2 separate regions of the Homo sapiens genome follow, and region 2 is linked to region 1. The links are chromatin contacts, found by Hi-C or POLR2A ChIA-PET in ENCODE. All regions are on one chromosome and are shown on one strand. The core of a region is the stretch at or near the end of the contact, and the rest is flanking DNA. Distances in the headings are between cores, read along the strand shown. Region 1 overlaps CMYA5 (cardiomyopathy associated 5). Region 2 has its middle 100 kb from the start of LINC01455.

The links. A loop is a pair of places that touch in the nucleus more often than their neighbours do. ChIA-PET counts read pairs that join two places held with the same protein, here RNA polymerase II (POLR2A).
Region 2: a map of transverse colon shows a loop between it and region 1 (2.6-fold over the local background). The contact joins two enhancer-like sites. A Hi-C loop is called at or near these places in 1 of 168 maps with a recorded cell type or tissue (transverse colon). POLR2A ChIA-PET finds 5 or more read pairs at or near these places in 6 of 52 experiments (H1, HCT116, MCF 10A and 3 more).

The regions. Positions count from the first base shown.
Region 1 is chr5:79,758,366-79,762,313 of GRCh38, forward strand. It overlaps CMYA5 (cardiomyopathy associated 5), which reads left to right. Exons shown (of 13, transcript NM_153610.5): 7 at 388-537; 8 at 3,446-3,592. Among named protein-coding and RNA genes, the nearest start is that of CMYA5, 71 kb to the left of the region's middle. Within about 2 kb of position 1,251, at least 4 of the 41 ENCODE cell types and tissues checked have a DNase peak (open chromatin) inside an H3K27ac peak, as active enhancers do.
Region 2 is chr5:79,830,549-79,834,977 of GRCh38, forward strand. No RefSeq gene overlaps it. Among named protein-coding and RNA genes, the nearest start is that of LINC01455, 100 kb to the right of the region's middle. Within about 2 kb of position 1,610, at least 5 of the 41 ENCODE cell types and tissues checked have a DNase peak (open chromatin) inside an H3K27ac peak, as active enhancers do.

The sequences.
Region 1 (3,948 bases), core at 1-2,500:
TACTAAAAATACAAAAATTAGCCAGGTGTGGTGGCAGGCGCCTATAATCCCAGCAACTTGGGAGGCTGAGGCAGAAGAATCGCTTGAATCTGGGAGGCAAAGGTTGCAGTGAGCCGAGATCGTGCCACTGCACTCCAGCCTGGGTGACAGAGTGAGACTCAGTCTCAAAAATAAATAAATAAAATTAAATTAAAGTTAAAATTAAAATAAAATAAAAAATAAAAAAATATAATTGGGGTTGGGGGTTTGGGGGAACAAGAGAGCCCTTCTACTTTTATACTATGTATTTCTGTATTCTTTGAATATTTTTCAACAAGCATAAGTAACTTGTGCCCAAAAAATTAATAAAAACAGCATTAGTTACAATAAAACTTGTTTATATTCCAGTTCCACAGCCTCCTAGATTAGAACCTCAGGAACCAAATTCTGCCACCAGCACAACAATTGCAGTTTACTGGAGCATGAACAAGGAAGATGTCATTGATTCATTTCAGGTTTACTGCATGGAGGAGCCACAAGATGATCAAGAAGTAAATGGTAGGATTGCTAACACAAATACAAATGCATATGCATATTCATGCATCTTCATGTGAAGTATTTAAATATACACCTGTATTATGACTCTTCCCACAAAGCATTTATAGCCATTTACAAAACAACAACAAAACCCCAACAACCATATAATGAAATAATAACTACAGAAGCAAAATTTGGGAATCAAGATCAGGGAAAACAAAATGGCATAAATATTATAATAGTCAACACAAATATTGTAATTGAGATTCACATTTGGCTTTGAGCTCTCAGAATAACAGGAGCAATGAAGTGGTTCTCATTTAGAGAAAGGAGGTAACATACCAGAGTTTCAAGGAAAATAAAGTTTTTAACAGTACGAAAGCCTGAAAGACAAGTGTCACGTGTTCCACTTTTAGGGAAGAAGCCATAGAGAGGACAGTGTGCTCCACAATGACCTGAATGCAAATGAAGCATGGGATGTCATGGGTGGCAGTTTCTCAGGTCTGTCTTTGCTAAAAGCCACCAACAAGCCACAAGATTCATTCAGTGTTCACAGTTCCCAGGGCGTGGGCCTAGGTATGGTGTAGTCTTCCTGTGTCCCAAATTAATGTGTGGATAGAAATGAAAGTGCTTAGTAGGGTGAATGGATGGTATGTCTTACAGCTGAGCCTCTGTAAGTATCTCTCAGCTCAGAAGGACTTCTAATAAGCCCTGGAAGCCAGGCAGTTTGAGGTTGTGCTTCCTGATGAATCAGAGCTGGGAGTGCTGCCATTCTGTGTTGCTTGTTGAAGACAGACCCACATACTATGGAAAACAGATGAGCATGTGGCAGGCTTGGCGTCCTAACTCAGGTGCCCAATTTGTAATCAGGAATGAATGGTAATATATTATACTATTACTAATATTTAAGTCTTTTGAAATGTCATGTGATAATTAATTTAGAAAAAAGTTTAAAAAAGCAATTATAGGCATGGTGTAAAGTTGGCTAAATCTGTCTGTAATGTCATGACTCCTGTTTTATTGACCTATTTCCATATGCCTGTCACAGCACAACCAAGTAAGTGTTACTATCCCTATTTGCAAGTGAGAAAACTAATGTGAGGTTACATAGTTTGCTCAAGGCCTTGCAACTTGTACATGACCGGGGGCAGGAGTCAAACACACATCTTTCAGGCTCCAAAGTTTATTCTTTTGTTTGTTTGTCTCTGTGTGTGTTTTGTTACACCATACTTCATCTCCATCTATTTCTAGCTCTATTTCATGGCTCTCTGAGACCCTTCTTATCAAATAGTTGTTGCTTGGCCTGCTTTTTTTTTTTTTTTACTGGGTTTCACCCCCACCCCAAACACTTCCCTATCCTGTGTCTCATTGTTTCTGTGCCCTGAACTGTGTTAATAACAGTTAGCTAATCTGATAATCTAGTCTGTGATACCATGTCATGTTTAGTAGGGTCTCTAGTCACATATGTTATGTACACTGTTAAAGGGAGTGCCAGGGTAATAGGATGTATTAGTTCATTCTCACACTGCTATAAAGACATACCTGAGACTGGGTAATTTATGAAGAAGAGGTTTAACTGGCTCACAGTTCCACAAGGTGTACAGGAAGCATGGCAGAGGAGGCCTTAGGAGACAGAATCATGGCAGAAGGTGAAGGGGAAGCAAGCACATCTTCCCATGGCTGGCAGGGAAGAGAGAGAGAGTAAAGCAGGAAGTGCTACACACTTTCAAACAACCAGATCTCTTGAGAACTCATTTATGAGAACAGCAAGGGAGAAGTCCACCCCCATGATTCAATCACCTCCCACCAGGCTCTTCCTCCAACACTGGGAATTACAATTCAACATGAGATCTGGGTGGGGACACAGAACCAAACCATATCATAGGACCTTGCCTAAAAGAATGATTCCAGTGAAAATTGCAGACACAGATTCTGGGATATGGGAGAAATATTCTTCAGTGTACAGGTCCTTATGAGGTTCTTTAAACTGAACTTTCTGTCCAGAAAGTACAGCTCATTGGAAAGGAGAGAGGCAATTGAGAAGCCTGCTAAGTTGAAGAGCTCCCGATTTTCTTTTAAAGAAACAGTCTGGGTTCTTAAGTGGAAAAGTTTTGAAGATGTGACATTCAAGAGTCATAAGGGGGGGAAACTGAAATTACCATAGGCAAAATTTACAAAGAAAATCATATGTTTTAAAGGAGATAAAATTTCAGTGAGAATAATCAAATTGGCCCAAATTGGTAGGTTTGTTCAGAATGGTATTGGATAATGTTTACTATTAAAATATTCAAAGTAAGATATTTTTTAAAATTTTTGAAGGCAAATGTCTTAATTGGACAAAGTTACTTCTTAGAGTAGCTTATGACCTATCAAAGTTATTTAAGTATTTCTATAAATTGTGGAAATCCCTAGTGGAAAGAATTCTGGAATTCATGAGAAGAAACCAGGATTTGAAACCTGGAAGGTCATACTGAATACCAAAATAGTTTACTAATCTGTAAAGATGTTTAAAAACCATGAAGTTGTCCTTTTTTTATGACATACTCTTCTGAAATATTGGCACTGGTTCTTAAGATTTTCTTGAGAATGTGTTACTGAGATTTAAGCTAACATATACATTATGTAATTTTAATATTCGCTACTGAAATAAGTTACTTTAATTGTGGTATATGAAGCTCAGAATCTTACTAATATGCTATTATTTTCTGAGAAGTGTTAACAAGTATTACTATGTCATCCTAAGTATCTCTTTTCAGAATGCTGTTGCTTTCACATGTATTCTAAGGAGCTGGTTTTCACATAATGGTATCTGTAAGGTTATCAGTTTGCATTTTCCACTGAAAGAAAATCATAGATGACTTTCTCCAGTAACTATAACTTTTAATTAACTTTGGAAGATGTCTTCGATTTTAATTGTGTCTTATGCTAGAGTTGGTAGAAGAATACAGACTGACAGTGAAAGAAAGCTACTGCATTTTTGAAGATCTGGAACCTGACCGATGCTATCAAGTGTGGGTGATGGCTGTGAACTTCACTGGATGTAGCCTGCCCAGTGAAAGGGCCATCTTTAGGACAGGTAAGGAGATGGATGCTAAGGGTGCATTAGAAGACAACGCTCAGTTCTTCACAGACTCTTGAGATCAGCCAGTAAGTGTTTATTAAGCACCTATTGTGTGTTGAGTGTTGTGCAAAGTGCTGGTTATACAACGATGACTTAAGCCTGGGGTCCTGTTCTCAAGAAGCTCATGCTCAGGTGGGGAGATGGAAAAACAGAGGATCATAGAAAATGTGTGGTAAGGGCCATATCCAGATATACACAGGTTATTATGAGAACACTCCAGAGGGGCACCCAAGTTGGCCTGGGGCAGGGGCAGGATCGGAACTGCTTCCTAGAACTGATGCCTGCAGAAAATGCTTTAAAGGATCAATAGG
Region 2 (4,429 bases), core at 360-2,859, 73 kb after region 1:
CCCATGGGCTTATTTTTCCTGAGGTTCCATCTGTACAATGAGACTTCCTGCCTGGGGGCAGGGTGGGGGAATAACCTGAGGGTCTCTCCAGCCAGCGGGGAGAGGAACTTGGTCAAGTCCCCTGAACTGGGTTGGTCGCTGTGTTAGGAGAATGGGGGGAGCCTGCAGAGTCAGCTGGAGGGAAAGTGGCTTTCTGTGTTGGGGCTTCCCCACTATCGACACTGCAGAGGCTGTACCTTCTGCCCACCATTTGAAAGAGACATCATGGAACGTAAAAAAAAAAAAAAAAAAAAAGAAGAACTCAAAGGTAATAAGGAAGATTTAAATCCTATAATCAAAGAAAACTAAGAAGTTAAGATGGGCTGAAAGCCAAACATTTTAAACAAGAAAAGACATTTAAAAATAAGCTTTAACATAAGCAAGTTTGTTTAATATTTCAATATAAAAAAGGAAGAAAAAAACCTAAAAATAAGTTTGTTTTTTAAAATGACAGAAATAAAAGGCCTCAAGTTCAAAAAGTAAAATTTAAGAAATTTTTAATCTATGAAGTTGGAAGAAGAGTTAAAATCCCAATGAAAGAACATTGAGTTTTTTTTTTTTTTTAAGACAAGATACAACTAGATGAGATTTAAAATAAGATAAATGGCTGGACTCCAATAAAGATTAAAAACCTAAAAATGAAGCTATACATGATTAAAATAAAAACCAAGAGCCATTGAGGCGAAAGTTAAAAACATGTTAGTAAGTGAAGCTAACAATATCGTAAGAATTGTAAACACTATAAAATAAAAAGAAAAAAATCCAAGATAAAGTGAAAGTGAAGAGTTTTTAAATTTGGAGAGAGGGTAAAAGACCAACAGGCTGAGGACCAAGCAGCAGGCAACGCCTTCCAACGGCGTGCAGGTCCCAGGCACTCCTGCTTCTCCTGGGGAGTTGCCTCCAGGTCAATGGGGGGTCATTTATTTTGTGGGGTGAAGAGTCAAGAGGCAGGAAATCAAGAGCTCCTCTCCCCCTCCTTGTCCTAGACATCGTCCCCAGAGGCTCACGCCTTGGTCTGACTCTGATGGTAATTCTCCTTGCTCCTCCATTCATGGAGGTGCAGAAGGAAAATAATTTTTCAGAGCTGCTGCAGCCATGAGTCAGGGGAAACTGTCTTAGATCCTGCTGGGCCCCGCCTCCCCACAGGAAAAAGGAGAAGACATGGAAATGGGTGGAGAGAAAATCAAACATGGATTGAGGGTACACTGTCTAGAACTGTGAACCGTTCACTTCAAACGCCTTCTTTTTGTGTCTTCTGCATCAGAACCTGAATACCAGTGGCAGGAAGTTCATCTTCTGCAAAGTTGCTAAAACTATCCCATATGTAATTATATATTCTTACTGTATTGGCTCAAAATTGTGCAGAATAAAGTGTAACCTAAAGAGAAACCAAAAATAGTTACTTGATTTCCTTTGCCAAATTGCCTTGAAAAATGTAAATGCGTGAAACTTTAAAATTAGGTAATCAGCTAACAAGTATTTGTTGAGTATCCTGTGTTGGGAGCCTGGCAAGCTTCCCTGGAAGCAATGAAGACAGACTTCCTGGCCTCAGCTGGGCACAGAGGGCCACGAGCTGAGTGCAGGCTGGTGTTCATTACTGTGACCTACTTTTCATCAGTCTGATAGCCAAACAATATAGTGTGTGGATGCTTGTTCCTCTAGGATCTCTCTTTGGCCCACTACTAAGGCATCCAGGTTTGTTTGTTTGTTTTTGTTTTTCTTTGAGAAGATATCATTACCGCAAGCAAGTGGGGATTCTATAGAAGTGCTGTGCTTTATATCTACTCCTTAACTTGCATCCTTCTGCCTCAGACCATGCTGCAGGTCTGATTACACAGCCTCAACGGCAGCAGGTAGGATCCTCTTGGAAGAGCTTGGATGACATTTTAAAATTAATCTCTGACTTTCATGTTTCTGTTTATTATTGTGTGTCTTAGTTCATTCAGGCTGCTTTAACAAAATACCTGAGACTGGATAATTTACAAACCACAGAAATTTACTGCTCACAGTTCTGGAGGCTGGGAAGTTCAAGATCCAAGTGCTAACAGATTCAGTGTCTGGTGAGGGCTCACTCTCTGCTTCATAGATGATGCCTTCCTGCTGAGTACTCACATGGTGGAGGGGGCAAACAAGCTCCCTCAGTTCCACACAAATCTGGGAAGAACACCTACTTCCAGCACTGTGGACACATTTCATTACCTGCACTCAGAAACAGTGTGCTGAGCCCTTTCCTGAGTTTCTTCCTGGAGCCCTTTCCTCCCTAAGTTTTGGACACAGGGCCATGGAGTCAGCTCCAGGGCTAACACATGACACAGACACCATGCTGTCCTCCAAGAGGAATGTATCCTCTCCCCATTCTTTCAACAAAAATGATCCTCATTCAGGTCATCTCCTAGCAGGGCCTCTGTCAGTCAACCAGACATGATCCCTAGTGCTGGATCCTATCTGGGAGTCTTCCTCCAAACATAAAATTGACCCTGTGACTAAGAGTGAAGCATTTGTCCATCCTGAGCCTTTGTTTCTTCATCTAGAAAACGTGACTTGCCCTTTTTATGTCAGCAATGAGTATCCAATGAGATGATGACCAAGCACTTTTGAAAGGTGTAAAGTCATAGATGATGCTGAGTTGGGGAAAACCAGGAGTCGATTGCTTTGAGTTCTTTCAGCCCAGAGTGGTAAACTCGTGGGAGAGTTGATTTCCATTTCCCGAATTACATCTCCCTGGCCTCGTTTATACTTTCTTTAGCAAAAGATTAAACCTTACATGAATTACTTACATACCTTAGTGGTATCTTGCCAAGAGACTTAAAAATGTCACAGATACTGGGGGTGGGGTATGGCGAAGGATTGCCTAGGTGGGAAGGCACTCAGGGAAAAAGAGAAAGAAAATCAGAGGCTACGTGCTGTAAAATAAATCCAAACATGTAGGCCCAGCAGTCCCAATACAGAATAGACTGGATAAATGAAGCTAATTAGTTCACTAGCTTGTGAAGCAAAGCTACAGCAAGGATTGACTGTGGGGTTGGCAGTTATTCACCCTGCCCTTGCCCTTGCCTGCAGCCACAGCAGACGTTACTAATGGATTATAGCACTCTTTCTCTCTGGGCTGACACTTGACCTCCCATTCCTTCTCAACAAAATGCTTAATGGTTTGGATTGGAGGTAGCCTCTTAGACGAAGCTAATTTTTTTAAGCTAGTAGGCTTGAAGACTGTAGTTAGATCAGGAGAGCCCACATAACAAGAGTACATGGAAGCTACATTCATTAAGGAAAAAAAAAAAGCTTTGTGGCCATATGCTGGAAGAAACTGCTTCATGAGGGGTTTGGGCAATTGGTGGTGGTTTGTGGAAGGACCATGGACCAAGTGAAGACCAGTAGAGGAGGGAGAGGGTCAGAGCCTGCTGCTGTAGGATCCCTGAGCCTGCTGCTCATCTCCCCTGAAGCCTCCCCTAGTGTGTGTGTGCAGGTGCGCAAGAGAGCGTGCACACACACACGCACATGCACAATTAATCCCCTAAACTGTGACACCTATTTAGATATTTGGTAGCTTACATTTAAATTTAAATTAATTAAAATGAAATACATCTAAAAACATAGTTCTTCAGCTGCACTAGCTGCATTTCAATTGCTCAGTAATCACCCATGGCTACAGTATTGGGCCACAGAGACAGAGAGCATTTCCATCACCACAGAGAGGTCTCTTGGCAACCTAAAGCAAATCCCATGGTATATCTTACTTATAACTTTGCTTAATAGCCCAGCATCACAGGCCCATCCTCTCCTGGTGGGAGTTAGTCACACAGGCTTATTAATAGAAACTCACCTCTTGAATCCCTCCCTCATCTGCGCAGACAGAGGGATCAGGCAGGGGGAAAGAAGGAGAAAACACACAATTTCAAGAATTGAAATTATTTTTCTCCAACATGAAAGTTACAGGAAGAACAGATGGCACTTTTTGAAAAATGAAAATCTGGGATCAAAGAGAAGGAAAGTGCCAAGAATGAGTCTCAGGGCTGCTGTTGATTTTTCCTGACCGCCCCAGCCAACTCAACATGATCATTGTTGTTTCTGTTAAACACACACAAATGTTCTGAGTTTGAAGATTGTCTCTGCGTTGCAGAGAGAACTCTTACTTTTATATTCAGTTGAAAAGAAGGTACTATGGTTTGCCCAAACTTTTTATGATTCTATGATTTCCTATTCTGCCTGCCTGTCGGCTGTTTTGTGTATGAGGCAGAACAGATAGCTTTGACCTTGGAGCTGCTCCACGGGAGTTTCTGCAGATGGTTCTTAATAATAAGGTGTTTGCTCATTTGTTCCTAGGTTCTTTTATTTCAAAATAAAAGTGCAGCCAAATTGACCCATGGGGAGAAACAGATTAGGCAGAAAA